Linked DNA regions of Homo sapiens: regions 1, 2 and 3 are each linked to region 4. A link is a loop called in an ENCODE intact Hi-C map of the cell type or tissue named here. Cell type or tissue: CD4-positive, alpha-beta T cell. All regions are shown on one strand. Region 1 holds the start of MYOZ1 (myozenin 1). Region 2 holds the start of NUDT13 (nudix hydrolase 13). Region 3 holds the start of SEC24C (SEC24 homolog C, COPII component). Region 4 holds the start of MRPS16 (mitochondrial ribosomal protein S16).

Region 1 (8,000 bases), 390 kb after region 4:
CTCTCCATAGGAAGGAGAGGTTGTTGCTCCTTCATCAGGCCAGCTGGAACATGGCCTGGGAAGTCATGGCCCTGCTCCTGCAATCACTCCCGCCACAGACCCCAGAGTGGAGGCAGGTGTGGAACTGGGAAGGGTAGGGAGCATTCAAATCCCGACACGTCAATTCAGCAATATCATAGCAGTGGGGAATTGAGGTGGGGCAGAAACATAGTAATAGGATCTGGCAATGGAAAGGGACAAACTGGGATAAGATGGACTCCAATCCCTTCTTAAGAGAAGTTGGCACTCAGTGAAATGCTGTCCTCTTCTAAGTCCTGTCTCAAAAAATACATCTGCAACTCTACTGACTTAGTGGGGTCTCCCTTCCCATTCTTCCAGTGCCTCCCCCGACATCTCCATTCCCCCCAACCTCCTGGGCCCCTCTCCTTCCAACTCTCCTTCCCCTCTCCTTCCAACTGGACAGCTGGGAGCTGAGCATAGATGAGGAGAGGGGAGACTCCCCCAGGATCAAGAATCACAATTGTAGACACAGACACAGAAGTCAACACAGTGGGCTCCAGCCTTTCTAACGATAGAGCTGGAGACTTACCGGCTGCTCGGGCAGTGGTCAGCTCTCCCTGGGGTCCAGCAGCTTTGGAGGACTGAGCTGCTGTGACCGGAGAACACGAGCTGGGCAGGCGTGGGGGCAGCACTGGCAGTGGGGGAGGGAAGTTGGTTATTAATAGAGATGATGAGCGCAAGCAGCTCAAATGGCACAGGGGGTACTGAGACCCTGGAACCAAGATCCCTCCCTCCTTGCCCGGAGGCTCAGGAAGGAGGGAAAAGGCCTTTGGGATTCTCCCACTGAACTGTCTGAGCCAGGGATCAGTCTGCCCAGGGACTCCCCTTCACATTGCACCTAGAGCCTGAGATCCAAAGAAGCACTTAGGGAGAAACTGAAGACTGAGAGGGAGACAGGAAGTAGACAGCAAGTATTGGATAGGAATTCAGTCAGAGAGAGAGAGTCTGGGGAACATGCCCTGAGGGCCACACAGAGCCAATCCAGGGCAGAGTGGAGAGACCTGTGGGTGTATTTGGAGCAGGGAGGGCTTAAAGTGCTATATTTGGGGACAAAAAGGGAAGTCTTCACAGTGGAACTGCTCTTTTAAAGTTCCTGGATAGGTTGGTCTTTTCTCGGTAAGGGCTAGATCTTGGCAGGTTAAGGGACCAAATTAACTAAACCCAGTACCTCCTACAAAGGAATGATGTGGGGAAGACTTGACAATTATTCTGTCTGCCTCACTCCCTATTCTTTCCTCTTGAGCTCTGGCAGTTTTAATAAAAGACAAACACTTGGATCTGCATTTTTTTTTTTTTTTTTTTGAGATGGAGTTTCGCTCTTTTTGCCCAGGCTGGAGTGCAGTGGTGCGATCTCGGCTCACTGCAACCTCCACCTCCTGGGTTCAAGCAATTCTCCTGCCTCAGCCTACTGAGTAGCTGGGATTACAGGTGTCCACCACCATGCCCGGCTAATTGTTGTATTTTTAGTAGAGACGGGGTTTCACCACGTTGGCCAGGCTGGTCTCAAACTCCTGACCTCAGGTGATCCACCCACATTGGCCTCGCAAAATGTTGGAATTACAGGCGTGAGCCACCGCCAGGATCTGGTCTCTAAGGAGTTATTCTCTAGCCACCACGCCCAGCCAGGATCTGCCTTTTAACCTCCATTTGCTGTTGAGATGCTCAGTTCAACCTGCTGTGCGGGATAGACATCGATGTCTCCCTGAGAAGCACATATAGGCTCTCTGAGGTTTCTTTTCTTCTTCTTTTTTTTTTTTTTTTTTGAGACGGAGTCTCGCTCTGTTGCCCAGGCTGGAGTGCAGTGGCGCAATCTCGGCTCACTGCAAGCTCCACCTCCCAGGTTCACGCCATTCTCCTGCCTCAGCCTCCCGAGTAGCTGGGACTACAGGCGCCCACCAACACGCCCGGCTAAATTTTTTTTTGTATTTTTAGTAGAGATGGGGTTTCACCGTGTTAGCCAGGATAGTCTCGATCTCCTGACCTCGTGATCCATCCATCTCAGCCTCCCGAAGTGCTGGGATTACAGGCTCTCTGAGGTTTCTACTTGAGATTTCCTGCAAAGGGAGCACATACCACATAGGATCTGGACTGTGCCATTTGTACTGTTCCAGCGGAGTCTCTGGGCAGGGCCACAGGCTTGAAAGCCCCTTTGGGGAAAGCCTATCATTTCCCCAGGCCCTTCTTCAGTAGCTGCATGATCTTCCTCCACCTTCTGCTTAGATTCTGGAACCAGTTGCTGCAGCACTTCTGCTGCAGCCACCACAACCCTGTTGCTGCTACCTGAGGAAGTGGCTTTATTTATTTATTTATTTATTTGAGACAGGGTCTCACTCTGTTGCCTGTGCTGAAGTGCAGTGGCACAATTTTGGCTCACTGCAACCTCAGCCTCCCCAGGCTCAGGTAATCCTTCGACCTCAGCCTCCCAGGTAGCTAGGGCTGCTGGTACATGCCACCACGCCCAGCTAATTTTCATATGTTTTGTAGAGACAGGGTTTCACTATGTTTCCCAGGCTGGTCTCAAACACCTGGGCTCAAGCAATCCTCCTGTCTTAGCCTCCCAAAGTGCTAGGATTATAGGCGTGAGCCACTGTGCCTAGCTGGCTTTTTAAAAAATTATTTCTTTCTTTATTTTAGAGATGGGGGTCTCACTATGTTGCCCAGGCTGGACTTGAACACCTGGGCACAAGTGATCCTCCTACCTCAGCCTCTGAGTAGCTGGGACTACAGGCACGCACCAGGAAGTGGCTTTTGTAACTTCCTTTGTCCCCTTCTGAGCTCTTTACTCTTCCTGACCATGTCCTTTTTCCATCCTGTGGAGACCCTAAAAGGTATCCCCTCACAGTTGGCTTCTGCCCAGGCTAGTTATGCCTCCAGACCCCTCATCTTTTGTCCTCCTCCATCCCCTCCCAACCCAAGGAAGCAATTAGAAGATAAAATAGGCCGGGCGTGGTGGCTCATGCCTGTAATCACAGCACTTTGGGAGGCCGAGGTGGGTGGATCACTTGAGGTCAGGAGTTCAAGACCAGCCTGGCCAACATGGTGAAACCCAGTCTCTACTAAAAATACAAAAACTAGTCAGGCATGGCGGTGCGTGCCTGTAATCCCAGCTACTTGGGAGGCTGAGGCAGGAGAATCACTTGAACCCAGGAGGCAGAGGTTGCAGTGAGCTGAGATCGCACCACTGCACTCCAGCCTGAGCCACAGAGGGAGACTCCATCTCAAAAAAAAAGAAGAACTATAAATAGCTAAAGGTGACTTCATCATCACTACCACCCTCACCCTCAAAAACAAAAACAAACTGAAAGTTTGATCTCCTTCAACTGAGTACCCAAAACGACTGAGTGGGTGAAGACAGGCTATTTAACCTATGGTCTCTGAGATCTTTTTTTGGAATTCTAAGACAGTGCACTTGGAAGAGTCTGCGGCCTGGGTCTGATTATTGGCACAAATGTGCCCTCTGCTGGCAGAATCAGAGCAATGGCACTTTCCTTCTCTGAAGTCTAATTCTCACCTACCTCCAACGCCCTCCCTTCTTTAGTAGTCTCAATTCAGCTTTATTCTTCCCTCTCCCATCCCACCTTCCCCTCCAGCCCTCCAGCCATTGCTTTCTCTTCATTTACTTCCCAGAGACTGTTTAATATGGTTGCTTCCTCTAAGGAGCGAGGAAATGTTGATAGCAAAGGGCTCAGAGGGCCTTTCCAACTTCTCTGAGTTCTGTGAACTGAAGCCTTACCTAGAAAGTATGAGGCAAGGGAGGGAAAGGGGAGAACTTGGATGAAGACTGTGGGGAGAGGGAACCAAGAAGAGTGATGGAGGTGGCTAAATCAAAGCAGGACAGAATTTGTATAAAAGAGCAAAAGACCTGGGAACAAAGGGCAAAAGGATGAAAAATGGGAGGGCAGGAAAAGAGACAGATCAGAAATCAGATCAGGGGAATGGGTTAAAGAAGATTAAGGAGAGATCAGGATTTAGGAATAAAACTAGAAGATAACAGCAACAGAAGGTATGGGGCATAAATTTATTCTTGTGCACAAACCAAAGTATTGTGACTCACACCCAACAAGCAAAGGAAATTATCACTTTCCAGATTACACAGCAAACGTAGCTGGTGGTGGTCTTGGTGAGAAGGGAGTCCATACTAAGATTGGAGATCAGGACCTGAAGCTGAAAAGAAGCAATAGCTGGGGTTTTGAGGGATGGGGTGGGACTGAAAGGAGGTTTTGGCTCTGGGTATTTCCCTACTCTTTCCCAGGCAGTCATGGCAAGCTGCAGAAGACACACTGAAGAACAGACTCAAGGAAAATCACACAGACACCAACCGTTCTTTCAACACTCAGCACACACCCTCACACCTCCCTTCCACCATCATTCCCTTCCATTCTAACATTCTTCTCCCTCAAATTTTTTTCCAATCCCCCTCTCACACACGGTTGGTTTCTTGTTACTCAACTTTACCTTCTCCCAATATGGCATTGTCCCTCGCCACACTTCTGTCTGTGGCTCAATCACTTACACTCATTTCTGCCATGCTTCTGATTTTGGCCTCACTTGCCACACTCTGGCTCTCTTCTCCTTTCTCTCAAGCTCATGAGGCAATGAAGCCAATGATTTGTTCATTCTCGGAGGGAATTTTCTTTCTTTTTTTCATTTCCTGGGTACTGGGTTGCTCAGCACTGGCCTCTCAAGTTGCTAACTTTTTGAAATCCTGAGGTATAGAATTCTTTGTTCTATTCCTGGTCTAGCTGGTATAACTCAGCCCATGCAAACTGTCCTGGCCCTTCAGTCTTTTCATGCTCCATAACTTTCACAAGATGCTGTACACCTGCTACAGACATTGGTCTCTAAGGAGTTATTCTCTAGTGAATCTCTTTCTCCCACTCAACTCCATGTGGGGATATCTGACCCTTCTATCAGTACAACGATAAGACTCAGATTGGGTCTTTTGTTTGTTTGTTTGTTTTGAGACAGAGTCTCGCTCCGTCGCCCAGGCTGGAGTGCAGTGGCGCAATCTCAGCTCACTGCAAGCTCCGCCTTCCAGGTTCATGCCATTCTCCTGCCTCAGCCTCCCGAGTAGCTGGGACTACAGGCGCTCGCCACCACGCCCAGCTAATTTTTTGTATTTTTAGTGGAAATGGGGTTTCACCGTGTTAGCCAGGATGGTCTCGATCTCCTGACCTCGTGATCCGCCCGCCTCGGCCTCCCAAAGTGCTGGGATTACCGGCGTGAGCCACCGTGCCCGGCCTCAGATTGGGTCTTTATTTTGACCTCCCCTCTTATTCATGCCTTAGACGGAAGAGCACACACACACACACACACACACACACACACACACACACAGGCCTAGGTATATGCCAGTCAAGCTTGGGAAAGCAGAGTGGGGGGTGGGGGTGGCTTAGTGCAAACAGGGGTCAGTTCAGTCCCTTTGCTGTGTGCCTGGTGGTGAGCTTCTTGCCTGAAGTCCCAGTGGTCACTTCTGCTCTGTTTACTTCTCACTGAACATTAAAATGAGGCCCAGGGAGAAAAGCACAAATGTCAAGGAAGAGAGATCTGTGGAGGAATATGGGTGGAGAAGCCTGGAAATAAAGACAGAGATCCAGGAAAGGAAATGCAGAGACAAAGAGAGGCAAAGATACCAAAGCAGACATACTTGGTTGGAAAGCGGCAGGGAGGTAGAGAGTGAGGAGGAAGGTGGGGGAAGGGGACATCAACTTGGAAACCATCTCTGGCAGGAGGCAATTTAGCTTCCAGATGCGTGACAGGGGATGGGATAGGGTAGGAGAAGCAACTTTAGGAACTGGATGTTCCACCTCTCCTTGGTCCTGGGACCTGTGCCTGTTCACTGGTGCCCTGCCCCAGGCCTCCACACATGAGCTTGCAATCCTGTTCTGGTGGCTGAAAATCGGGGCCTGGCTACCTGGAAACCGCAGGAGCTGGGAGAAGCCCCAAGGCCCCTGGGAGCCTCTGGAGGAGGGGCTGGGCTAGGAACAGGGGCTGAGGCCAGTTCTGTTCTCCAGATGGGCTCATCCAGTGTAGTGGCTGCTCGGGGGGCAAGCACAGTGGGAGCCAGGGGTTCTGCAGTGGGCTGGGGTGCCGGAGTGGAAAACCGGCGAATCTCCTGGACTCGGGCAGTTTTGGGGGACCCTGAGGCGATAGGGCCAGGAGTCGGGGGAACCTCATCAAAACAGAACATGGCAGTTTTAAGTTGATAGGGCTGATGCCGCATAAAATCTAGAGCCTTGATGCCCTGCTTGGGTGTTGCCCGAGGCCCCTGGGATTGGGCCTTAGGGAGAGTTCGGGCCGCCTGGGGGAAAAAGGGAGAGAGCAGTGGGTTGTAAGCAATAGGAGGCGGGGCACGGATGTTGGGTGAATATTTCCAGGAAGGGGGCAGAGACGGGGTAGGAGAAGGACTTCTAGGCCGAGGGCCAAGACCAGGACCAGGTGTACCTTCCACCACATACCTGTCCGCACGGCTCTGCCGCTTAGCAAACAGCTCCCCACCCCTGCCCTGCAGCCTTGGTGGCTCAGGGATTCCAGCCGAAGAGGCTGCCCCATTCACGAGCCCATCAAGGAGCCCTCGAGATGGGGGCTTAGGAGCCACTGGGGGTGGAGTCTTAGGAGTCATAGGGGGCGGGGTCTTGGGAGCCATTGGAGGGGGGGTCTTAGGTGTCACGTGAGGCAGGGTCTTGTAACTCCTGGCCCCTACTGGCTGCATGAAGTTGCAGGCTTCAGCCCCGAGGCTCAGAGCATCTTCTTCAGGACCAGATTCTGCACCCCCGGCCCGAGGCTTTTCATCCAGGTTCTGTACCAGCGATAGCAGCTCGGGGTTGGGCGAGTTCTTCGTCTCCTCCTTTCCCGGCCGGAACATCTGCTTCCGGGTCCCCCGGCGCCGGGCCTCCTGCAGGATACCCGTGCGGGCAGCTGGCACAGAGATGCGCTGCTCGCGAGCGCTGGGGGGCTCAGGAGCCCCTGGGCCTGGGGCAGGCGCCTCTGGGCGCGCAGAGGGTCGCAAAGGCGCAGATAGGAAGATAGAAGCGGTGGAGGTCATGGCAGCTGCGCTAGGAGGAGCGGGGGGCTCTGGAGCTCCACCTGGGGTGACAGGCCGACTAGGGGCTGGGATGTACAGGGAGCTGGTGGCTGTCACAGGGCCCGAGGAGCGTGGGGTGCTGGGGGAACCAGAGACTGGCGCGTGGCTGGGAACCCCTGAAGTGAAGCTGGGCAGAGGGGTGGGCCCCTGCGAAGACAAGAAGGGGGGTGGGGCGGGGCTGAGGCCCCCCAGGCTGTCGTTCGCCCTTTTGGGGGCTAAAGGCCGGAAAATAACCGAGGTGGTAGTTGGCCGCTGCCCTTGTAGGCCCGGGGTAAAGGGCCTGGCTGACCGGTTAAAGATGCTTGGAGCTGGGGTCGGGGCTCCACCACCTGGTTGGAAGGGTCTGGGGCTGGCTACAGGCGCCGGCAAGGGGCTGGGTGGGAGCACAGCTGCCTCTGGGGGAGCACTCTGGGCCCGAGGTGGTGACTGCAGGCCTTCCCCGTTGAGCATGGCTGCTGGTTCGACCCGTGCCAGTTCCTGGGTGCTGGAGTCTGCGCGCTGGCGCTGCTGTTCAAAGAGCTGCACCCCTCGCCCAGAGACCTCACTCAGCTGCCCTCCCAGCCCAGAGCCCTGGCCCTCTGATGCTCTTGAGCCCGCCCTGGCAAGCTCCATGTCCAGATAGGGACTGTCCCAGTCAGATTGATTGGTGAGGCTGCGGGCGTCAGAGAAGGCTTCTTCGTCCAGCTCGGACTCACTCGTGGGGGGAACGCCGTCCTCCTCCTCAGCGCCTGTCCCAGCAGCAGCCCCGAAGCTCACCAGGGTGTACTTCTTGGCTCTCTGCCGCCGTTTCTTAAACATAAGTACCCCTTTGGAGTGGGGGTTGGGGGCTGCAGTGAGCAGGGATGCAATTGTCCTG
Region 2 (8,000 bases), 140 kb before region 4:
TCACTTGGGTTGTTTGTACTTTTTTTGAATATTGTGAATAATGCTTCACAAAAATTAATTTACAAGTTTTTGTGGACATTTGTTTTCAATTCTCTTGGGAATATAAATCCAGGAGTTAAATTGCTGGGTCATTTGGTAACTCTATATTTAACTTTACGAGGAACCACCAAACTGTTTTCAAAAGCGGCAGCACCATTTACAATTTTACCAGCTGTGTATGAGGATTCCAATTCCACCACATCCTCACCACTCCTTGTCATTATCTGCATTTTGATTGTAGCTATCCTATTGGGTATAAAATGATATCTCATTATGATTTTGATTTGCATTTCCCATGCAAATCTTTTCATGTGCTTATGGGTCATTTTTCTATCTTCCTTGAAGACGTATCTATTCAGATTCTTTGCTCATTTTAAAATTTGGTTGTTTATCTTTTTATTACTGTGTTATTTAAGTGTTCTTTATATATTCCAGATAGAAGTCCCTTATCAGATACATGTCTTGCAATAATTTTTCCCAATTCTGTGAGTTATCTTTCTATATTCTTCATGATATTGTTTGTAGCACAAAAGTTCTTAAAATTTTGATGTCTTATTTTTTCCTTTGTTGCTTATGCAAAAAAAGCCAGATGAGATTTTAATAGAAATTGCATTGAATCTGTAGATCAATTTGGGGAATATGCCATTTTAACCAAATTAGGCCTTCCAATTTATGAACATGGGATTCTTTCAATCCTTCCAATATTTTCCAATATTTATGTTCAACTTCTCTACCTCACACCCAGTCAGAGATACAATCCAGGTCTATAGTATGGTGGTCAAAAGTACAGATTCTTTCTTAAGACAGATTTAGTTTAATATCCCAACACTTCTACTGATTAGCTGTGTAAATATGGACAAATTACTTTTCTTTTTTTTTTTTTTGAGATGGAGTTTCACTCTGTTGCCCAGGCTGGAATGTAGTCGCTCAATCTTGGCTCACTGCAACCTCCACCTCCTGGGTTCAAGCGATTCTCTTGTCTCAGCCTCCCGAGTAGCTGGGGCTACAAGAGCACGCCACCACACTTGGCTCATTTTTGTATTTTTAGTAGAGACGGGGTTTCACGATATTGGCCAGGCTGGTCTCAAACTCCTGACCTTGTGATCCACCCGCCTTGGCCTCCCAAAGTGCTGGGATTACAGGTGTGAGCCACCGCGCCTCCCCTACTTAATTTTTCTAAGCCTATGTTTTCTCATCTGTAACGTGCAATTTTTTTTTTTTTAGACAGGGTGTCTCTGTCACCAAGCTGGATGGAGTGCAGCATCATGATCTCGGCTCACTCCTGGGCTCAAGCAGTCCTCCTATCTCAGCCTCCTGAGTAGCTGGGACCGCAGGTGCATGCCACCATGCCCAGCTAATTTTCGTATTTTTTGTAGAGATGGTGTTTTGTCATGTTGCTCAGGCTGGTTTCTTGAACTCCTGAACTCAAGCAATCTTCCCACCTCAGTCCCCAAAGTGCTGGGATTACAGGCGTGTGCCACCACACGTAGCCTAAAGTACAAATTTTAATACAGATTTCATAGGATGTGAGGATTAATGACAAATATGTGGGACACTTAGCATAGTGCCTGGAACACAGCAAATGCTCAGTCTGAGCTATTTTTATTATTATAGCACTTAACAATTACTACAAAAAGTTATTTTGACTTTTTAAATTATTAGAGCCCCAATTTCCCCCTAAGCATCCTTAGAATCCATTGACTTTATATCTTGTTTCCCTACAATTTTCTGTGTCTTCCTTAAGGATAATGAACCAATCTGATTTTTTTTTTTTTTTTTTCAGACAATGTCTCGCTCTGTCACCCAGGCTGGAGTGCAGTGGCGCAATCTCAGCTCACTGCAACCTCTGCCTCTCGGGTTCAAGCGATTCTTGTGCCTTAGCCTCCCAAGTAGCTGGGACTACAGGTATGTGACACCAGACCTGGCTTAATTTTGTATTTTTAGTAGGGTTTCACCATGTTGGCCAGGCTGGTCTAAAACTCCTGACCTCAAATGATGTGCCCACCTCGGGCTCCCAAAGTGCTGGGATTACAGGCATGAGCCACCATGCCCGGCCTACTCTGATCTCATCTCTGATCACCATGCTCTTTCCTAGCCTTTCCTCAAACGGCACACTCCCACCCCAGGGCCTTTGCATATGCTTATTTTGCTCTGTCTACAAATCTCTTTCCATAGATATAAATTTGGTTTCTTCATCACCTTCTTCAGGGTCTTTGTTTAAATATTATCTTAACAATGAGGCTGACCATCCTATATAAAATAGCAAAATAATCCCTCTACTTATCTTGCTTTATTTTTCTTCTTAAGCTTTATAACCACGACACATTGTATATTTACTCGTTTGTTTCCCCTTCTAGAATGTAAGTTACATGAGGACAGAGATTTTCATGTTTTGTTCCCTGCTGTATCCTATCCCTATAACAGTCCTAGGCACATTGGGTACTCATTAAATACATGTTGAATGAGTGGACTTCTTCTCTTGGCTGGGTGCGGTGGCTCACGCCTGTAATCCCAGCACTTTGGAAGGCTGAGGCGAGTGGATCACTTGAGGTCAGAAGTTTAAGACAGCCTGGTCAACATGGCGAAACCCTGGCTTTACTAAAAATACAAAAATTAGCCAGGCATGGTGGTGTGCACCTGTTATCCCAGCTGCTCGGGAGGCTGAAGCAGGAGAATCACTTGACTCCGGAGGAGGAGGTTTCAGTAAGCCAAGATTGTACGTACCACTGCTCTCCAACCTGAGCGACAGAGCAACTCCATCTCAAAAAAAAAAAAAGTGTCTTCTCTCATAGGCAAGTAACTTCAGTAGTAAAACGAGAAGAGAGCAGCACCAAAGTAGCTCTGCTGAGAGGTGAAGCCAGCTGGACTTCCTGGGTGGAGTGGGGACTTGGTGAACTTTTCTGTCTAGTTAGAGAATTGTAAATGCACCAATCAGCACACTGTAAAAATGCACCAATCAGCACTCTGTGTCCAGCTAAAGGATTGTAAACACACCAATCAGCACTCTGTAAAAATGCACCAATCAGCGCTCTGTGTCTAGGTAAAGGATTGTAAACGCACCAATCAGCACTCTGTTTCCAGCTAAAGGATTGTAAACACACCAATCAGCACTCTGTAAAAATGCACCAATCAGTGCTCTGTGTCTAGCTAAAGGATTGTAAACACACCAATCAGCACTCTGTGTCTAGCTAAAGGATTGTAAATGCACCAATCAGCACTGTGTCTAGCTAAAGGATTGTAAACGCACCAATCAGCACTCTGTAAAAACGCACCAATCAGCACTCTGTGTCTAGCTAAAGGATTGTAAATGCACAAATCAGCACTCTGTCAAATGGACCAATCAGCACTCCATAAAATGGACCAATCAGTGCTCTGTAAAATGGACCATTCAGCAGGATGTGGGCAGGGACAAATAAGGGAATAAAAGCTGGCACCCCCAACAGCAGCGGCAACCTACTCGGGTCCCCTTCCACGCTGTGGAAGCTTTGTTCTCTCGCTCTTCACAATAAATCTTGCTGCTGCTCACTCTTTGGGTTCGTGCCACCTTTAAGAGCTATAACACTCACCGAAAGCTCCACGGCTTCATTCTTGAAGTCAGCAAGACCAAGAACCCACTGGAAGGAACCAACTCCGGACACACTTCTAGGAGACTACTTCCAGTCAAATGGAATGCGCTTCCTCTGATCAAGAAATGAATCCTACCATAAGTTCAAACATATCTATACATACCTATACAGAGTCCCATCCTTTTAAATTGGAAGAACTTCATGAAATTTTAGAGCTAGTTCTAAAGTGTGCAGAGAGAGAACTAGAGATATACTAAGGTTAAAAGGTATTTGATTCCCACCCCTGCTTCATCCTCTCCCCAGCCTCATAATATATGCCTTCTGTGTATGAGGGTGGACTTAATGACTTTATCTTTTTTTAATTAAAAAATGGATCTAATACTAACCTACTTTCTCCAAGGATACAGTAGTTCTCTTGGTAATAAGATCTTAGATGTTCATGCTTTTGACAATCATGGTTAACTTGCAGCTGGAGAACACAGCAGCATGCCTGGGAACTGAACTACAATTCCCAGAGTGCATCTCTAGGAGGATTCTGGGAAGTGTGGCAGAAGCAGCAATGGTCCCTCCAGGGAACGGAAGCCGTTGAACGTGAACATTTGGAGTTTCCTCTTTTGTGCTGATTCCTGAGGACTAGGAAGGTGCCCCGAAAAGAATTCAGAGTGAGTACAGTGAAACAGAAACCTGCTCAGCTTCTAAGTGCAGGAAGGACTTCACAGGGAGGCATGATCAGAACTTGAAAAAAGGTCGTGGTCACAGCATTTTAACATTTTAGCTTAATCTCTTCCTTTTTGCAGAAACCAGGGATATAACCATAGTTTTGCCTCATAACTGTGGAGCTACATCAGTAACCACAGCTCATCATTTTCTGATACTTTTTTGGAGAGTCATTTAAAAATGGAACTTGCCAACCTCTCACATTGTGCCTTAATTTTTATTTTTTTTTAAAGGAGGGAAAATTATTTTTTAGAAAGCAAACTATAAAGCAGGTCAGTGAGACCTTCAAAGCTGTATTCCCGTGGTTCCTCAGTTTTCCATATTTCCCTGTCCCATGGAGGTCCACAGTCGTGGAGAAACGGACTCTAAACACAGGCGAAGTATCACTTGGTCGCCCAGGCTGGAGTGCAGTGACACGATCTCCACTCACTGCAAGCTCCGCCTCCTGGGTTCATGCCATTCTCCTGCCTCATACTCCCTAGTAGCTGGGACTACAGGCGCCCGCCACCACGCCCAGCCACTTTTTTTTGTATTTTTAACAGAGACGGGGTTTCACCGTGTTAGCCAGGATGGTCTCGATCTCCTGACCTCGTGATCCGCCCACCTCGGCCTCCCAAAGTGCTGGGATTACAGACGTGAGCCACCGCGCCCGGCCTAAAAAAAGGTCTCTTAAATACTAGGGAACCTGGCCTCTTCACGGTGGAAGTAACCACTAGATTCAAGATGGGCTTTTTTTGTTTTGTCTTGTTTTGTTTTGTTTTTTTGTTTTGAGACGGAGTCTCGCTCTGTCGCCCAGGCTGGAGTGCAGTGGCGCGATCTCGGCTCACTACAAGATGGGCTTTTTTGTCACGCTGTAGTACTTTATAATCTTTCTTCTGGAAAGATGAACAGGATAAGAAACGTGTGAATCATTTGTGTTGGGGAGTTCAAAGAAACTCTTAATGTTAAAGCACCTTGCCTCATCATTTAGTAGTTGGGTAAGACTGCTATTACCTTTCATCTCTATCAAACATTGTACTTTTAAAAACATAAATAGCTCTGTGACCATCAGCTCATGAGTCAGCAGCCATGATAATCTACAACTGGCTAAGGTTAATTTAGTAGCAGAAACTAGGCAAAACATCAGGCAGCAGTTCCCAAGGTCCAAGAAACTCACCAAATGAATTCCCTTTGGCTCATGGAATATGGTGAGGTGTTTTGGGGAACAGTGGCATGGAGGTAGCCTCATTAACCAGTTAGTCTCAGGAACTACTATTTTATTAGGCTTTTCTTTTGTCTTAAAAGGAATAAGTACACATGGCTAATTTTTTTTTCAGTACAGAAAAATGAACAAAATAAAAATTACAGGCACCTTTTTCAATATTTGTCTTCATCCCACTCCCCCAAATTAGTCACTCTTTAATAGTTTGGTATGTATACTTCTAGTCATTTGAAAAATATAAATAAGGCCGGGGGCAGTGGCTCTTGCCTGTAATCCCAGCACTTTGGGAGACCCAGGCAGGCAGATCACCTGAGAACAGGAGTTCGAGACCAGCCTGACCAACATGGAGAAACCCCATCTCTACTAAAAAAAATACAAAATTAGCTAGGCGTGGTGGCGTATGCCTGTAATCCCAACTACTCGAGAGGCTGAGGCAGGAGAATCGCTTGAACCCGGGAGGTGGAGGTTGCGGTGAGCCGAGATTGCGCCATTGCACTCCAGCCCGGGCAACAAGAGCGAAACTCCGTCTCAAAAAAAAATAGAAAGAAAAATATAATTAAATACATATAATTTATGTATATTGGTATGTCTGTGTCCTTTTTTTTATAAATAATTAGGTCATGTTAACCAACTGTTACCTGTTTTTTTCTCCAGCTTTATTAAGGTATAATATTAAGGTATTAAAGTATAATATATACTTTTTGACAAAAAAAGTATATATTTATAGTTTACAATGTGATGTTTTGATACAGGTATACATTGTGAAATGATTAAATCTAGCAAATTAATATATTCATCACCTCACATTTTTTGTGTGTGTTGAGAATATTTAATATCTACTTTCTTAGTAATTTCCAAGTATATAATATATTATGAACTATAGTTACCATACAACACAATAGATATCCAGAATTTATTCATCCTAACTGAAACTTTGTACACTTTGACTAGTATCACCTCCAATTCCTCCTTGCTTTTTTTGTTTACTTAATAATGTGTTCTAAGTCTCTCTCCCTGTTACTATATATATATATTTTTTTCACTGTTATATTATTTTCTATTTGTTCTTTTTCTTTTTTTTAAGACGACGTTTTGCTCTTGTTGCCCAGGCTGGAGTGCAATGGCACGATCTCTGCTCACTGCAACCTCTGCCTCCTAGGTTCAAGCGATTCTCCTGCCTCAGCCTCCCAAGTAGGCAGGATTACAAGCGTGTGCCACCACGCCCAGCTAATTTTGTATTTTTAGTAGAGATGGGGTTTCTCCATGTTGGTGAGGCTGGTCTCGAACTCCTGACCTCGGGTGATCCGCCCGCCTCGGCCTCCCAAAGTGCTGGGATTACAGGCGTGAGCCACCGCACCCAGCCCTTCTATTTGTTCTTAAGTCGCGTATTAATCCATTTTATCATAATTTTCAGTTAACGTTCTTGTACATATCCTTTCCTTCCTAGGGTAAATTCCTAAACATGGAATTGCTGAGGAAAAAGAGAGGCTTATTATTTGACACTTTAATAGATATTTCCAAATCAACCTGTAAAAATATCATACCAGTTTACATTCTGAGTGGTGTATGAGCCAGAAATAATGACTTTAAATACATTTTTTATAGTATATCACACTAGTTTTGGGGTTATTAAAGTAGGAATAATACTTTTAATAATCTCCTAGAGTGCTTTGCAACCCACATATTGCATACTGCCTTCTGTGAAAGCTGGCTATATATTTGTTTTCTCTCTCCTGCTAGAGTTCCTTGAGGGCAGGGATTTTCATCTTTTACATTTTTGTGTTCTTTAAGGGACCCTGAATAAAGTCAGTACTCAATAAATACTTTGTTGAATGTCATTTGCTAAATATATTTTACCCATGGCTAGGACATAGATTGTAGCCAAAACTGTCCAAGAATTCATCATCAGTGATTCATAATTATGCAACCAAGAAGTAGGACTAAATTTTAGATGTTCCTCGGTCATTTAGTGTCAAAGCTGGCTTTCCTCAGACACAGTGAAAAGGGTGGTTGGTTATTTAACTGTAATGAATTCTTGACTTTTTTTACTGCCAATGTGAGAGGTACTTTTCATGGGGAATAAAATACTGATATACAATTTAAAGGGACCATCTTGGCCAGAATGGATTATTTAGTTACAGATTTTTTTTCTTTCCCAATGAGCAACAAAAAAATAGAAAATATCTTGGATCCATGTGAATTTGCATAGCTGCCTTCTGAAAAAATTTCCTAATGTTGTGACTTTATATATTCTTATCTACAGGATTCCTTCTACTTCATTCTTACTCTAAGTGGGTAGAACAGGTTTCAGTTTTCTAGATCATGAAAGAAGTACTGAAATGTTGAGATCCCATAGCTACTTAGGGGTAGAAATGCAATTTAGAAACAAGATCACCTGACTCCTATTGAGTTTGTCTTTCCTTAATATTACAGAGTGATCCCATTCTGGCTTAAAGTATAACCCTCTTGGCAATTCA
Region 3 (8,000 bases), 490 kb after region 4:
CTTTGGTGGAAGGCATTCCTGACTCCTCTCATGAACAGGTTTCATATTGCTTTGTGGTGTTCCTGGAGCCTGGAAGGAGTTGGCTTGCTCCCTGGGGCATCAGGAGGGGCTTCTCGGTAGTTTCCCTGTACCCCTCTAGGTTTCTGGCTGGGGCGCCCACATCTGAGCTTCCAGCAGTGCTTCTGAGCAGCTGTAGTAAGCGTCCTCCCGGCTGGCTCGGGAGCTCACAGCGCTTCCCGGGATCCACTTGCTCGTCCTGGAGCTGCCGCAACTGTGGCCGTCCCATCCCTGGCCCTGGAGCCGCCCCATACCCCTTTTGAGAGTGAGACTCTCAAAAAACAAAAAAAAGAAAGAAACTATGAACTATGGTCCGGGCATGGTGGCTTATGCCTGTAATCCCAGCACTTTGGAAGGCCAAGGCGGGCAGATTGCTTGAGCCCAGGAGTTTGAGACCAGCCTGGGTAACATGGTGAAACCCCATCTCTACAAAAATACAAAACTTAGTTAGCTAAGAGTGGTGGCACATGCCTGTAGTCCCAGCTACTAGGGAGGCTGAGTGGGGAGGATCACTTGAGCCTGGGAGGCAGAGGGTGAAGTGAGCCAAGATCATGCTACTGCACTCCAGCCTGGGTGACAGAGACCTTGTCTCAAATAGAAAAAAAAAAAGGTGGGGGGAGGGGGAAGAAAGAAACTGAATCTAGGATCTACCACTTATCAGGGGTGCAACCTTTTTTTTAAGATGGAGTGTTGCCCTGTGTCCCAGGCTGGAGTGCAGTGGTGCAATCTTGGTTCACTGCAACCTCCGTCCCCTGGGTTCAAGCGATTCTCCTTCCTCAGCCTCCTGAGTAGTTGGGATTACAGGCATGTGCCACGACATCCAGCTAATTTTTGTATTTTTAGCAGAGACAGGGTTGGCCAGGCTGCTCTCAAACTCCTGACTTCAGGTGATCCGCCTGTCTCGGCCTCCCAAAGTGCTAGGATTACAGGCATGAGCCACCATGCCCGGCCCTAGTGGGTGCAACCTTAAGCAAGACAGAGGATATTTACTTTCCTATATCGATATGAGTCAAGTGGGATGAATCATGTGAAAATGCTTAGCAGAGGACCAGTTTAGGTCAGGTGCTCAACATATCTTAGTTGAATTTGGCAAATTATTCATCTAGACTAGTGGTTCTCAATCAGCAATGGAATCACCTGGAGGGCCTTAAACCATAGCTTGCTGGGCCCCACCTCCAGAATTTCTGGCTCTTATCTATGTAAAGCGGGTCTGAAATTTGCATTTCAAGCAAGTTTCCAGGTGTTACTGATACTGCTGATCTGAGGATCACACTTAACCACTGACTATAAACTGATAGGTCAGGTGTGGTGGCTTCACACCTGTAATCTCAGCAATTTGGAAGGCTAAGGTGGGAGGAATTTGAGACCACCCTGGGCAACACAGGGAGACCTCACCTCTACAAAAAATTAGCCAGATGTGGGGGCACATACCTGTAGCCCTAGCTACTCAACTACCCAGCTACTCCTACTGAGGTAGGAGGACCACTTGAGCCCAGCCTGAGCAACATAGCAAAATCGTCTCTAAAACAAAACAGGCTGGGCGCAGTGGCTCACACCTGTAATCCCAGCACTTTGGGAGGCCAAGGGGGGCGGATCACAACGTCAGGAGATCAAGACCATCCTGGCCAATATAGTGAAACCCTGTCTATACCAAACATACAAAGATTAGCTGGGGTGGTGGCGCATGCCTGTAATCCCAGCTACTCGGGAGTCTGAGGCATAAGAATCGCTTGAAACCAGGAGGCGGAAGTTGCAGTGAGCCAAGATTGGGCCACTGCACTCCGGCCTGGAGACAGAGCAAGACTGTCACAAAACAAAACAGAGGACAAGAACAATCTGCTTGTTTAGTAAAGCATGCTCAATGCCTAATATATAGTTTCCAGCACAGCCTAAAGTGCAAATTTTTCAGTGAATAAACCACTCTGTGCCTCAGAATAACTGATATTTACTGTCAATAATATGAGAACAAACACTTTTGTTCACTGCTCTATTTCCAGACCCAAGAACATGGCTTGGCACACAATGTCAGCGCTCAGTGGGTTCACCCTGCCTGCTGCCTTGACAAAGCTGATTTATCAAGACCAGGGAATTGCAATGGAGAAAGAGTAATTCACGCAGAGCCAGCTGTGTGGGAGACCAGAGTTTTATTATTACACAAATTAGTCTCCCTGAGCATTTGAGGATCAGAGTTCTTAAAGATAATTTGGCGAGTAGGAGCTTGGGAAGCGGGGAGTGCTGATTGGTCAGGTTGAAGACGGAATCACAGGGAGTCAAAGTGAGGTTTTCTTGCTGTTTTCTGTTCCTGGGTGGAATGGCAGAACTGATTGAGCCAGGTTACTGGTCTAGGTAGTCAGCTGATCCAATGAGTGCAGGGTCTGCAAAACATCTCAAGCACTAATCTTAGGTTTTACAATAGTTATGTTATTCCTAAAAGCAATTTGGGGAGGTTCAGACTCTTGGAGCGAGAGGCTGCATGTCCCCTAAACTGTAATTTGTAATCTTGTAGCTAATTTGTTAGTCCTGTAAAGACAGACTGGTCCCCAGGCAAGAAGGGGGTCTTTTCGGGAAGGGGCTATTATCAATTTTGTTTCAAACCATAAACTGAATTCCTCCCCAAAGTTAGTTCCACCTACACCCAGGAATGAATAAGGACAGCTTAAAGGTTAGAAGCAAGATGGAGTCGGTTAAGTCTGATTTCTTCCACTATCATAATTTCCTCAGTTGTAATTTTGCAAAGGCAGTTTCAACAGCAGTGCTCGAAAAATTATGAAATCAACAAATAGTACTGAAAAGTTCAAATGAAGTCATATATGAAAAAGAAATCCTAGCACTGTTAGCTATAATTACTTAGCCATTAAATGGGGTACTAATAATTACTGCAGGAACTATCTTTTCCAACAGAGCGCAGAGATCTTTTGGCTCTGATAAAGCTCTGCACCTAAACAAAGGCGCTGTATAAAAATGGTTAATAACAATTGACCTTTACTGAGTGCTTACTATGATGCCAAGCGGCCTATGTGGCCTAATTTCATCCTCTGGGCATTATTATTTCCATTTTACAAGCTGTAGAGCCAGACCTCAGACCCCCACATGCAGGTTGACAACAGTTGGTGCCCTTTACCACCACCACACGTTCCGCAAATCTCATAACCAGCAAACGCCATGGGTGAGAGCAACCTAGCGGACGGAAATCAACGGGGTCAGGGGTCACCAGGAAGTGACTACAAGACTCTAGCTCAGAGGTCACTAATACGTCACAGGCAGAGTGAAGGGGCATTATTAAAGATAGTTTGACAAATTCTTTTTAATCTCATTTCTGTTGGTGAGGCCATAAAGTGACTGGAACATCTGAAAAAAAATGTCAGGAGGGAAATACATACGACTCAGCAGAGGCGCACAGGCGGCGGCCATGATGGGAAGATGAAAGAGGCGCATGCGCGGCATCCGGGTCCCCGAAATGCAGACGTGGCAGAAGAAGTGGCCCGGCCCTAAAGCGTGGAGGAGGAACTTCCGGGGGTGACGGGACGGCCCCCTCGGAACCGGAAGTGGAGCCTGGGAGCCTTGACGTTAGGAACGAAGTCTAACCTGGATCTGGAGCCGGGTGAGGAGTGGCATCGGGAGGTTGGCGGGTAGGAAAGCAAAGGAGAGGTCAGGGTATTACTGGCCAGATTGGGGTCCGGTTTCAGAAAGAAGGGAGGAGCCTGGGGGCGGGGCCTGGGTAGAGACCCTCACCTCACGCATCCACCATCCAGGAGCAGGTCCTAGACCATCCCTTCGTCTCCCGGCCCAGATTCCGGCTCCTGCTTCCTGCCCCGAGCCTGTTAAAAGGTGCAAGACGTTTGGTCTCTGTGCTTAACAGAGCAGCCCCCTCTCTTAACGTGGCCCTAGAAGCCGACTTGGCTTCTCGGTTTTGATCCTCGGCTCTCCGAGGCTCCATGGCTTGACTACTTTCAGAGTTCTAGGAAGCTTGCCCCGCCCCCTTGGGTTGTCACCCTCGACTATCCACCCAGAATGGAGTCGAGACTTCAGTCTGACTCCAAGCTCTTGAATGTGTTTGAGGGGATTATTTTCTGGAGAAGAAGCTCCTTTCTTTACCCCTCCCCCCGGCTTTGGAAACATAAAGGGAGAGGACATATTTTAAACTTAGTGTCAGTGACCTACCTCTGTAAGGTTTAGGGTTTGGAAGAACAGCTATTGAGATAACTTTGAGTTTAAAGAGTTTTAGACCAGGATCAGCTCCTTTTCTATAGTCAAGGTGGCCCTTCTAGCAAAGGGGGAGAGGTCCATTGTTCCCTTTGCAGCAACTCTGAGTGCTCCTGCTTTCTGGGCCCCTTCTGTCTACAGGATAATTGGAATGATACAGCTGTTGAAAGTAGATGTGATGAGATAGTTTTCTTGGAAGGACCCTGTTTAGAAAAGGCCCTCTAATTCATCCCTGTGTTGATGAGCAAGATTGTAATAATTTTGATGGTGGCTGAGATTCATAACAATCGTAAGGGGAGCAGAAACAGGAGAGTTGGAGAAGTGCATTGGAATTTAGAATATTCATAGTCTTCTGCTTGAGGGATGAGGTGAATGATTTTTTTCCATGAAATCTAACTCTAACTTTGCCCCTGATTCTTGAACTGTTTCCTCAGATTATGTGAAGAAGTTTTGGTGCCTGTTCTGCACTTGGTTTTAATCTGTTACCTTGCTAGAGTTTTCAGGTGTCCTTTATTTTTTATTTTTTTGAAAGGGCGTCTTGCTCTATTGCTCAGGCTGGAGTGCAGTGGCACGATCTCGGCTTATTGCAATCTCCGCCTCCCGGGTTCAAGCGATTTCTCCTGCCTCAGCCTCCCAAGTAGCTGGGATTACAGGCGTGTGCCACCATGCCCGGCTAGTTTTTGTATTTTTAGTAGAGACTGGGTTTCACCGTGTTGGCCAGGCTGGTCATGAACTCCTGACCTCAAGTGATCTGCCCGACTTGGCCTTCCAAAGTGCTGGGATTACAGGCATGAGCCACTGTGCCTGGCCAACTTTTATTGATTTTAATGCTTCGGTTTTGGCCGGGCGTGGTGGCTCACACCTGTGATCCCAGCACTTTGGGAGGCCAAGGTGGGTGGATCACGAGGTCAGGAGATCGAGACCAGCCTGGCTAACAGGGTGAAAACCTGTCTCTACTAAAAATACAAAAACTAGCTGGGTGTGGTGGCACGCGCCTGTAATCCCAGCTACTCGGGAGGCTGAGGCAGGAGAATCGTTTGAACCCAGGAGGTGAAGGTTGCAGTGAGCCGAGATCGCGCCACTGCACTCCAGCCTGGCAACAGAGTGAGACTCCGTCTCAAAAAAAAAAAAAAAAAAAAAAAACCTTCAGTTTTAAGGTCCATACACTCTTTTGGTGGAAAGACTTGGGTTGGAGTATCATTTGTATTATGGCAGTTTAGCTAAAGAATGTCATTTCTGTAACTCAGCCTAAATTTTGTCATTGAGGGGGAAGGATTTTAGCAGATCTGTTTTAGATTTTTAGCCTGATTGATTTTAAATCAATTGTTCAGCACACTAGAGGGTACTCGATGTTTGCTGAATGAATGGATGCTAGAGTGAATGAATGGAAAGTGGGAACATTGTTTCTTTCACCTGTAACATCAAGGTAGTTCATCAGCCACAAGACTGTGTGACTAGACACTAGAAATCATACCACTGGGGAATGGAGGCTGCTGCTCCATTTCAGTGGATCTGTCTGAAGTTGAAATTTATACTATTTAGACAGTGACAAAGGGTGGATGGTCAGAATAACAAAATCCTTGCTTTTAGGAGATAATCTGAATGCTGGCTGGGGCAGAAAATTACTAAGATCCTGTGGAAGTGTGAGGATTATTAAACTGATCACTGTCTGATAAGGTCAATTTCTTTTTATCTCTACTTCCTGCCCTGAATAGTTGCTCTCTTTAGAAAGTTCATTTTGACTAATTTCTCCTCTCTCTCACAGGTGAGATCAAATTGGGAATGCTTTCATAATGAACGTCAACCAGTCAGTTCCACCTGTGCCACCATTTGGGCAGCCCCAGCCCATCTACCCAGGGTATCATCAGTCCAGCTATGGTGGGCAATCAGGGTCCACAGCCCCCGCCATTCCCTATGGAGCCTACAATGGCCCAGTACCAGGCTATCAGCAAACACCTCCCCAAGGTATGTTTCTGTTTCTGTTTCCTTTGAGCTAGGGAGGGAAATCAGCAGAGTCTTCAGGTTGGGTTGTATTGCTCTAGCTAAGCTACCTGAGAAGTTTGGATAACTGGGATTGAGGAACATAAATCTGGCCCTGTGTAGCTGAGAGCCCCGTGGGCGCCCTTCCCTTCCCTTTTTTTATTATTATTTTAATTTTTTTTTGAGACAGTTTTGCTCTGTCACTCATGCTGGATTACAGTGGCATGATCTCAACTCATTGCAACCTCTGCCTCCTGGGCTTAAGCACTTCTCCTGCCTCAGCCTCCCCAGTAGCTGGGATTACAGGCATGCACCACCACGTCCAGCTAATTTTTGTATTTTTTTAATTTATTTTGAGATAGAGTCTCTCTCTGTCGCCCAGGCTGGAGTGCAGTGGCACCCTCTTGGCTGCAACCTCCACCTTCCAGGTTCAAGCAGTTCTCTGCCTCAGCCTCCTGAGTAGCTAGGATTACAGGCATCCACCACCACACCAGCTAATTTTTTTGTCTTTTTAGTAGAGATGGGGGTTTCACCATCTTGGCCAGGCTGGTCTTGAACTCCTGACCTTGTGATCTGCCCGCCTCAGCCTCCCAAAGTGCTGGGATTATAGGCGTGAGCTACCGTGCCTGGCCTGTATTTTTTTTTTTTTTTTTTTTTGAGACAGAGTTTTACTCTTGTTGCCCAGGCTGTAGTGCAGTGGCACGATCTCGGCTCACCACAACCTCCATCTCCTGGGTTCAAGTGATTCTCCTGCCTCAGCCTCCCGAATAACTGGGATTACAGGCATGCACCACCATACCCTGCTAATTTTGTATCTTTAGTAGAGATGGGGTTTCTCCATGTTGGTCAGGCTGGTCTTGAACTCCCAACCTCAAGTGATCCACCCACCTCGGACTCCCAAAATGCTGAGATTACAGGCGTGAGCCACCACACCTGGCCACTGTTTGTATTTTTAGTAGAGATGGGGTTTTACCAGTGGCCAGGAAGGTCTTGAAGAACTGCTGACCTCAAATGATCCACCAGCCTTGGCCTCCCAAAATGCTGGGATTACAGGCTTCAGCCACCACGCCCGGCCCCTTCCCTGTTTTTTTATTTTATTTTACTTATTTTATTATTTATTTATTTATTTATTTTTTGAGACAGTCTCGCTCTGTTGCCCAGGCTGGAGTGCAGTGGCACAATCTCGGCTCACTGCAACCTCCGCCTCCCAGATTCAAGCAATTCTCCTGCCTCAGCCTCCAGAGTAGCTGTGATTACAGGCTCCCGCCACCATGCCCGGCATTTTTTGTATTTTTAGTAGAGACAGTGTTACACCATGTTGGCCAGGCTGGTCTCGAACTCCTGACCTCAAATGATTCACCCATCTCGGCTTCCCAAAGTGCTGACATTACAGGCATGAGCCACCACCTCTGGCCTTATTTTTAATATTTTTTGAGATGGAATTTTGCTCTTGTTACCCAGGCTGGAGTGCAATGGCACAATCTCAGCTTACTGTAACCTCCGCCTCCCAGGTTCAAGTGATTCTCCTGCCTCAGCCTCCCAAGTAGCTGGGATTACAGGCATGTGCCACCACACCCGGCTAATGTTTTGTATTTTTATTAGAGATGGGGTTTCACCATGTTGGCCAGGCTGGTCTCAAACTCCTGGCCTCAGGTGATCCACCCGCCTCAGCCTCCCAAATGCTGGGATTACAGGTGTGAGCCACCGTACCTGGCCTTATTTTTTTTCTTTTTTATTTTTGAGCTGGAGTTTGGCTCTTG
Region 4 (8,000 bases):
AATATGTTGGGAAGGGCTTTCCAGGAGGGCATAACCGGGAGATGAATCTTACATCACTGGGCAAGTTTCCACCTCTAGGCCTCAGCTTCCCTATCTGTAAAACGGAGATAATCCTACCTGCCTTCATAATACCTTACAATTGTCACAAATAACCTTGTACACAAAAGGCCTAGGATATATGTAGATGCTTTGCAATATTATCTTTCTTCCAGTTTCTTGTATTTTTTAAGGTATTCAAATACATCTATTTTAACATTTTTCTATATATACATTTGCTACGGAAAATTGAAATCGCACACTGAAATATCCTTTTATTGCAACTCAAATTTTCAAAAACCAGAAAATCAAATTATTATGCTCTAGCCAAATTATGTAATGTTTTCTTTTTCTTTTCTCTGTCACCCAGGCTGGACTGTAGTGGAACAATCACAGTTCACTGCAGCATCGGCCTCCTGGGCTCAAGTGATCTTACTGCCTCAGCTTCCCGAGTAGCTGGAACTATGGGTGAGCAACACCACAGCCAGCTAATTTTTTAAGTTTTTGTAGAGACGGGGTCTTGCTGTGTTGCACAGGCTGGTCTCAAACTCTGGCTTCAAGTGATCCTTCCACCTCAGCCTCCCAAAGTGCTGAGATTACAGGTGTGAGCCACTGCCCCAATGGTATCTTTATATTATTTTTCCTTACAAGTTACTTCAAATTCTTGATGTTGAATTTCATCTCACTGACTTCAGGCTTTTAAAACACATGGGAATACTTGAGACCTAAGAATGGTTGTGAGTCAAATAAAAAAGTAGAACTAAAGTATACTGAAGTTATTCAAATACATTCAAACTATAAAGATCCCTTATAGATTACTGGCATCAAGGTAGGAAGGAAAAGATACAAGAAGTAAAATGCAACACTCATTACAGGTTGTCAACATTATTGGTATACAGTTTATCCTAACACAGAGCAGCCTTCTTAACCTGCTCCATAAAATTACCAGCAAGAAAGAAAAGTACAAGAATAAGGTTCACAGCTGAATTGGCTTGGTGTCCTAATTCCCTATTCCAGTATTCTCAGAAGGATCCCATCTATGATATATGCAGAAATCACAGCCACATTTGAATGGTTCAATCTTGATTCATACTGAACTCCCTTAAGCCCAGCAGTTTCTCATTCTTAAAAGGTAGGTTATTAGAGCCCCAAAGCAATTTTCATAACAAATCTACCTTTGTATATTTAAGAATATGCATTAAGGCTAGGAGTGGTGGCTCACGCCAGTAATCCTAGCACTTTGGGAGGCCGAGGTGGGCAGATCACAAGGTCAGATTGAGACCATCCTGGCCAACACGGTGAAACCCCATCTCTACTAAAAATACAAAAATTTGCCCGGGCGGTGGCTCACGCCTATAATCCCAGCACTTTTGGGAGGCCAAGGCGGGCGGATCACGAGGTCAGGAGATCAAAACCATCCTGGATAACATGGTGAAACCCCATCTCTACTAAAAATACAAAAAAATTAGCTGGGTGTGGTGGTGGGCACCTGTAGTCCCAGCTACTCCTGGGACTACTCGGGAGGCTGAAGCAGGAGAATGGCATGAACCCAGGAGACAGAGCTTGCAGTGAGCCGAGATCGCGCCACTGCACTCAAGCCTGGGCGACAGAGCGAGACTCCTCTCAAAAAAAAAAAAAAAATTAGCTGGGTGTGGTGGTGCATGCTTGTAGCTCCCCGGCTACTCAGGAGGCTGAGGCAGGAGAACCTCTTGAACCCAGGAGGTGGAGATTGCAGTGAGCTGAGATTGCACCACCGCACTCCAGCCTGGCAACAGAACAAGACTCCGTCTCAAAAAAAAAAAAAAAAAGAGAATATGCATTAGGCAAGACAATATAAACCTCCAATTACAAAAATCAATTAAGAAAGGTTAACTGTTCTTGCACTTGTGGGATGAACATGAAGATCTGAATGGGCCATGAATAGTCTGGCTGGGGGTTTTGAAGCAGGAAGTCTTGGAAGCCAGTAAATTGTAAAGTTGTCCAAGAGACCCAGAGCCCAACTCAAAAGTCCAATCCTCCCATAGCCACTGTCTATCCCAAGACAAAGTCGAAAAAAGCTAATTAGTACCCACACCCAGCTCTAAGTCACACAAGAACAAATCTCTCCCTGGGCCCTGTGCAGGCCAGGCCAGAAGAGCAAGGGCAACTCAGGATACTCCATTTATTGAACTCCAAATCTAACAAAATTAAGATCGCTGCAGTGTTTCAAAAGGACCTTGACCTTGTTCCCACTGCTATGCTCACTAAAGTCAGCTCATTTATGTTTCTGTAGCCTCTGTATCTGTAGCTTCTGCATCTGTTTTCTGAGAAGCTAACAGGACTTCACGTGCCCGTTTCCTTCGCAGTCTCTCAGCATTTGTGATCATCATAGGATGCAGAGGGAAAAAGCCAGCAAGACCTAAAAGTAACAGATTTTTCACTTATTATAACACAGTATAAGCCAATGCTTCCCTAGGAACTCTGTCTCACAGAACTGAGGTCTGAGATCTGACCCAGTGCATGGATGCAAACCATGCTCCTCACTTGCCAAACTCTGTACTACTTCTCCCCGGCAAGGAGACAGTGGATGTCTACTTCCCTAACAATATTCCCCTTACTTTAAAAAACGTAAACTGACAGATGGCCATTCAAAACATACTATTCCTATTTTTAGCATAAAATACCAGTCACCCAAAGTCTTACAAAGGAGTCCACAAAAGGGGCCTCCAGATTCAAAATGCCAATTAGATCACAACTTCAGCTCCCACTTCAGTCCTGAACAGCCTAGAGGGAATGAAATAACTCTTTTTTTTTTTTCTTTGAGATGGAATCGCCCTCTGTTGCCCAGACTGGAGTGCAGTGACGCGATCTTGGCTCACTGCAACCTCCGCCTCCTGGGTTCAAGCGATTCTCCTGCCTCAGCCTCCCCAGTAGCTGAGACTACAGGTGCGTGTCACCACGCCCAACTAATTTTTTTTTTTTATTTTTAGTAGAGACAGCGTTTCACCATGTTGGCCACTCTGGTCTCAAACTCTTGACCTCAGGTGATCCGCCCGCCTCGGCCTCCCAAAGCGCTGAGATTACAGGCGTGAGCCACCGTGCCCAGCCGAAAATCATTCTTACACCTACTGTCCTGGAGCTGACTTCAGTTTAAAATCCCCTCAATAAGGTAAGACCAGAGCTGAGTTACCCAGAAGCTTTTCCATAGGCTTAGAGAGGTGGGCCCCGCAGCCAATCCAATGACGGATCCTGTCTAGGTTGAGGGCAACGAGTTTTTCTCCATGACTGTTGGGCAATGGATCATAGGAGCCCAGCTGCTCTACGAAACGGCCATCCCTGGGACACTTGTTGTGAGCAGCCACAATGCGGTAGAACGGCCGATTGGTGCAGCCACCCAGGGCAAGGCGGATGGTTAAGTGGCCCCCACGGTAGGCCTTGCAGAGGAGAGTAGCTGTAGAAAAGCAGCTGGTTAGGACACAAAAAACAGCACAAAAAGGACAAAATGACACAGACGGCACAATTCCCTTTTCCCACTGAAATGTCTCACTTCCAATCCATTCCTGTCAATCCAGTTTAGATGCTACTCTTCTTTGTGAAACCCCTCTTGGCCAGTCCAGCCAGCAATGACCTCCTCCTCATACCCAAACCCACCCCGCATGGGCTTGCCATTCACTAGGCTCTGTGACCTTGTCGGAGCCTTAGCTGCTTCAATGGGGTGGAAATTTTTCAGCGGTGATTAAGTGGGGAAAAAACTGAGAGAAGGATCAAATGTAAGGCAGTGTGGCTGCTTCAGGTTCGGGTTGCCTCCATCGCGCCTGGGAGAGCTCTCCCCACCCGGCCCCGAACTCCCGAGCCCCGTGACCGCCCGGAACGTCTCGCGGTGGCCCGATGACTCACTGAGGTGGACCATGGTGCCGCCGGCGTGCGGCTCCTCGGAGAGCCCCGCTACCCGCACGCACCAGCTCTACGGCCTTGGCAGGGCAGAGAACAAACACAGAAAGAACCTGCAAGCCGACACCAGGCCGCACCGCCAAGCGGTACAAGCCCGAAAACCTCGACTCCGGAAGCGGATGATCCGCTCGCCACGCCTCCTCCGCTTGCCGCCCTATACTTCCCACAATGCAACACGGTGACCCCTAACGTACCTTAAACTGCTGCAAAAGAGGCGTTTCTCGTGGTGTCTTGTGGGAGTGGCGGTGCGATCCCTCTCAGACTTGTGAGTCCCTGCTGGAGTCAGAAGTTTTAGGCGAATCCCAGGCGCGCCAAGGAAAGTGCTACAAAAGCCATCCATCTTGCAAGCGTTGGTGCCGAGGCGCAACGCTGAGAACGCAAATACTAAAGGGCGCTGTTCTTTCCTCGTGGAGCTCACAGTCCGCTGGGGAGACCGTGAGATGACAGCAGAGAAACTAGCGCGATCAGTAGTACTCAGCGCAAGGACAGCGAGCAGAGAAGGCAAACCTAGTGCTTGCTAAGGAAGACTTCACAGAGGAGGTAGTGTCAGGGCCGAGACTAGGAGAAGGATTGTAAGTGACTAGATTTTACTTTATCCTTCTCGTTAACCAAAATTAATTTACCTCTCACCTTTTCTCCTGTTGTCGTCCCACCCCTATCGAGGCAGTCACACCTTAAAAAAAAAAGGAGGGGTTATTCCTGCTTTTGCCGTGCTGTGATCCAGGGCAGAGGTGAAGTATGATTTTTTTTTTTTTTATCTGTAGCCCTAGAATATGACCTCGGTGATGAGGGTAACGGTGTCTCCTTGGAGCCCTAGTGGTTTAGATCCATGAAGATGCCTGTGTTTGGTGAGAAGGTGTCAATAGCTCCACCTTCAGCAAAGACCTCTCTGTTCAGCTTTTTCGTTTACTGTTAGTTCCAAAGGGCTAGCATGCTCTTTGCCCTAATACAGTGACCCAGCATAGCAGTCTTCCTCCAGGGCCACCTTTGAAAATGATGCCTTAATTCCTGTATTTCAGTTAACTGAACCTGTCCAGAAACCTTAGCACCTGACTTCCTCCAGGAGTGATCCAATAAGCTTTCATCAGAAACCCTAATAATGACCCCACTATACCTTAATTTTATTGTATGTATATATATGCCATATAATTATTATAGCAATTACACTATAGTTATTTATATAACTAAATACCTACATGTAACTCAGTATACGTTAACTCCAGAACCATGCTGATGAATTTTGAGTTTCATATCTCCATTTTTTTATTGTGACCCAGTTTCTCGTCAACCAGTAAAACATCCAGTAACACAGCCAATGGAAATAAATGAATGGGTCTCTGTTTATAGTGAAGATTCTTTCGTTCTCCAGCTCCAGGCTTCATACGGTAAAACTCTCTGGGAAGGAAAGGAACTCAGAGTCCCATGCAGAAAATTGTTCAGCTGGAGGGGTATCAGAAAGATGGATTTCCAAAGCCAACTGTTTCCTGTAGTGTGTGGATCTCTGCAAGCAGAGCCTCATCTTTCAATTTCAGCTACATGAAAGAGGAAGAAAGGGAAAGATATATGTCATACGTGATATACTTTATGTGGCTTTGAAGACCCCTCTTTTGTGGGGCTACGGCTAAAGAACATAGTTCCCTGGGATGGAATTGGCTCTTCCTATTTCCCTACTTCATGAAAACTCCAGTAGAAGACCTTAGAACCTTGTCCTGGTTACATGGATATGTTTACTTTGTGAAAATTCATCAAGCACTATGCACGGTCATGATTTGTACATTTTTTTGTAAGATAACTTCATTAAAATTTACTTTTTTTATTTTTAAAAAGTGTTCACATTATTACCAGCATCTCTTGGCTAATGCATAGTATTCCCATCTGGCAAGTGATATCAGGGAATCAGAGACAGAAATCATAGGCTTATATTAGATCTGGTTTTAGTTTTAGAATCTAGATATGTAGTAGAGACATCTAGGAGCCTACAGAATACCTATTTTTTCTTACTAACAAAATCTTAATTTCTTTTCAAGGCAGTAATGCAGTCAGCTAAAAAGCCACATTTTCCTGCTTCCCATGCAGCTAGAGGTAGTCATGACCAATTGCCACCCAATGAAATGTAAACTAAAGTCATTGGGTAGGACACCTGGAGAAGCCCTTTATTTAGGGAAAGTCCTTTAAAGGGAACTGAAGTAGCATGGCCCCTTTTTCCTTTTCCCCTTATTGTTCTTTATCTTGCCTGAAACATGAATATGATAGTAAGCTACGCTGGCTGTCTTGCAACTATGAGGGATAGAAACTGCAGGCTACAATTGGTGGAGCACAAAGATAGATTTTGGGTCCCTGATGACATTGTGGAGCTGCGGTACGAGCCCTGGACTTTTCATTAGATGAGAAAAAACTAATTTGTTTAAACCACTGTCTTTCAAGTCAAGTTACTTGCAATTCATAACTAATAGAACAGGCCAGGCATGTTGGCCCCCACCTGTAATTCCAACAGTTTGGGAGGCTGAAGTGGGCGGATCACTTGAGACCAGGAGTTTGAGACCAGCCTGGCCAACATAGCAAAACCCTGTCTCTATGAAAAATACAAAAATTTGGCCAGGCGTGGTGGCTCACGCTTATAATCCCAGTACTTTGGGAGGCCGAGGCGGGGGGATCACAAGGTCAGGAGATCAAGACCATCCTGGCTAACACGGTGATACCCTATCTACTAAAAATACAAAAAATTAGCTGGGGGCAGTGGCGGGCGGCTGTAGTCCCAGCTACTCAGGAGGCTGAAGCGGAGAATGGCCTGAACCCGGGAGGCGGAGCTTGCAGTGAGTGGAGATTGCGCCACTGCACTCCAGCCTGGGAGACAGAGCAAGACTCCATCTCAAAAAAAAAATTCAGCTGGGCATGGTAGCACATACCTGTAATCCCAGCTACTTGGGAGGCTGAGGCACAAGAATCACTTGAACCGGGAGGTGGAGGTTGCAGTGAGCTGAGATCGTGCTACTGCACTCCAGCCTGGGCAACAGTGCAAGACTCTGTCTCAAAATATATATGTATATGTAACTGATAGAACAGACCAGGGGTTGTTCATGAGCCAATCCAGCTCACTACCTGTTTTTGTTTGTTTGTTTGTTTTTGAGACGGAGCCTCAGCCTCCAGAGTAGCTGGGACCACAGGTGCCCACCAAGACGCTCGGCTAATTTTTTTGTATTTTTAGTAGAGACGGGGTTTCACCATGTTAGCCAGGATGGTCTCCATCTCTTGACCTTGTGATCTACCCACCTCAGCCTCCCAAAGTGCTGGGATTACAGGCGTGAGCCACCATGCCTGGCCACTACCTGTTTTTTTGTAAGTAAAATTGTATTGGAACACAGCCATTCACTTATGTATCACCTATAGCTGCTTGTGTACTACAAGTGCAGAGTTTAGTAGTTGCAACAGACTGTTTGGCCTACAAATCCCCCAAAATTTCCTATTTTGCCCTTTACAGAAAATGTTTGCTGATCCCTAGACTAGACCAACCCCTACATATTACACGAGGAAAATGAAGCCCACAATATTATTAACACAGTAAGTTAATGGCAAAACCAGAATCATAATTCAGGTTGACTGACTCCCAGGCTATCTTTCTATTAACTATTATATATTCTCTCTAAAGAGCTGGAAGAAAGATCACCTATGGTAATATGTAGGTTGTTATTACAAACCCAGCAGCCCCACGATAATGGCAAAGATGGTAAGAAAAGCCTCTAGAAAAATATTCACATTATGAAAGTCCTGAATTAAGCCAGTACCTCCCTCCTAATTTCCCACCCTTAACATGGGGCAGGCAAATGACAGAGGCATCTGTGTCATACCTTGATCATGTACTTGTAGGCCTGCTCAGCTTCTAATTGCCGTCCAACCTGAAAAAAGTGCAGCAGTTGGTGATGATGACAGGTCATAAACATTATGGTAAGGAAAATACATTGCCTCAGCTAAGGCAGAGGCACCTACACCTAAGGCAGAGGCTTCTACACCTTCCAGTTAAGAACTTCTGAATTGAG

What was found. Peaks named below come from ENCODE experiments on the same cell type or tissue, not always from the same donor. Only the 100,000 strongest peaks of a DNase experiment are listed, where the experiment ranks them.
Region 1: a loop joins it to region 4, with 9 times the contacts of the local background. A loop is called at or near these places in 29 of 110 quality-filtered maps.
Region 2: a loop joins it to region 4, with 3 times the contacts of the local background. A loop is called at or near these places in 4 of 110 quality-filtered maps.
Region 3: it touches region 4 in a loop (3.0-fold over the local background); 7 of 110 quality-filtered maps call a loop at or near these places.

The regions. Positions count from the first base shown.
Region 1 is chr10:73,640,822-73,648,821 of GRCh38, forward strand. It overlaps MYOZ1 (myozenin 1), which reads right to left and starts at 653. Exons shown (of 6, transcript NM_021245.4): 1 at 590-653. It overlaps SYNPO2L (synaptopodin 2 like), which reads right to left. Exons shown (of 4, transcript NM_001114133.3): 4 at 4,065-8,000. The coding sequence ends at 5,897. RefSeq lists enhancers at 3,277-3,326, 6,890-7,593. In CD4-positive, alpha-beta T cell, CTCF peaks have their summits at 3,507 (motif pointing left) and 3,709; DNase peaks (open chromatin) are centred at 3,510 and 6,810; H3K4me3 peaks cover 1,000 bases.
Region 2 is chr10:73,106,301-73,114,300 of GRCh38, forward strand. NUDT13 (nudix hydrolase 13) reads left to right here and starts at 4,155. Exons shown (of 9, transcript NM_015901.6): 1 at 4,155-4,267. RefSeq lists a silencer at 887-1,127. In CD4-positive, alpha-beta T cell, no CTCF peak of the experiment used is centred here; DNase peaks (open chromatin) are centred at 4,151 and 4,741; H3K4me3 peaks cover 966 bases; H3K27ac peaks cover 582 bases.
Region 3 is chr10:73,740,780-73,748,779 of GRCh38, forward strand. It overlaps SEC24C (SEC24 homolog C, COPII component), which reads left to right and starts at 3,593. Exons shown (of 23, transcript NM_198597.3): 1 at 3,593-3,658; 2 at 6,026-6,225. The coding sequence starts at 6,054. It overlaps LOC124902453 (a long non-coding RNA gene), which reads right to left and starts at 3,486. Exons shown (of 2, transcript XR_007062195.1): 1 at 3,438-3,486; 2 at 2,185-2,432. RefSeq lists enhancers at 134-701, 702-1,269, 2,935-4,134, 2,974-3,541, 3,212-3,641 and 1 more. In CD4-positive, alpha-beta T cell, no CTCF peak of the experiment used is centred here; DNase peaks (open chromatin) are centred at 3,522 and 4,002; H3K4me3 peaks cover 1,988 bases; H3K27ac peaks cover 1,683 bases.
Region 4 is chr10:73,248,558-73,256,557 of GRCh38, forward strand. MRPS16 (mitochondrial ribosomal protein S16) reads right to left here and starts at 4,087. Exons shown (of 3, transcript NM_016065.4): 1 at 3,913-4,087; 2 at 3,206-3,466; 3 at 292-2,434. The coding sequence starts at 3,925. The coding sequence ends at 2,295. It overlaps CFAP70 (cilia and flagella associated protein 70), which reads right to left. Exons shown (of 28, transcript NM_001367801.1): 27 at 7,812-7,859; 28 at 5,205-5,498. The coding sequence ends at 5,418. The region is part of intron 2 of DNAJC9-AS1 (DNAJC9 and MRPS16 antisense RNA 1); the gene reads left to right. RefSeq lists enhancers at 3,806-4,373, 3,813-4,102, 4,223-4,482 and a silencer at 7,169-7,344. In CD4-positive, alpha-beta T cell, no CTCF peak of the experiment used is centred here; DNase peaks (open chromatin) are centred at 4,124 and 4,774; H3K4me3 peaks cover 2,061 bases; H3K27ac peaks cover 1,868 bases.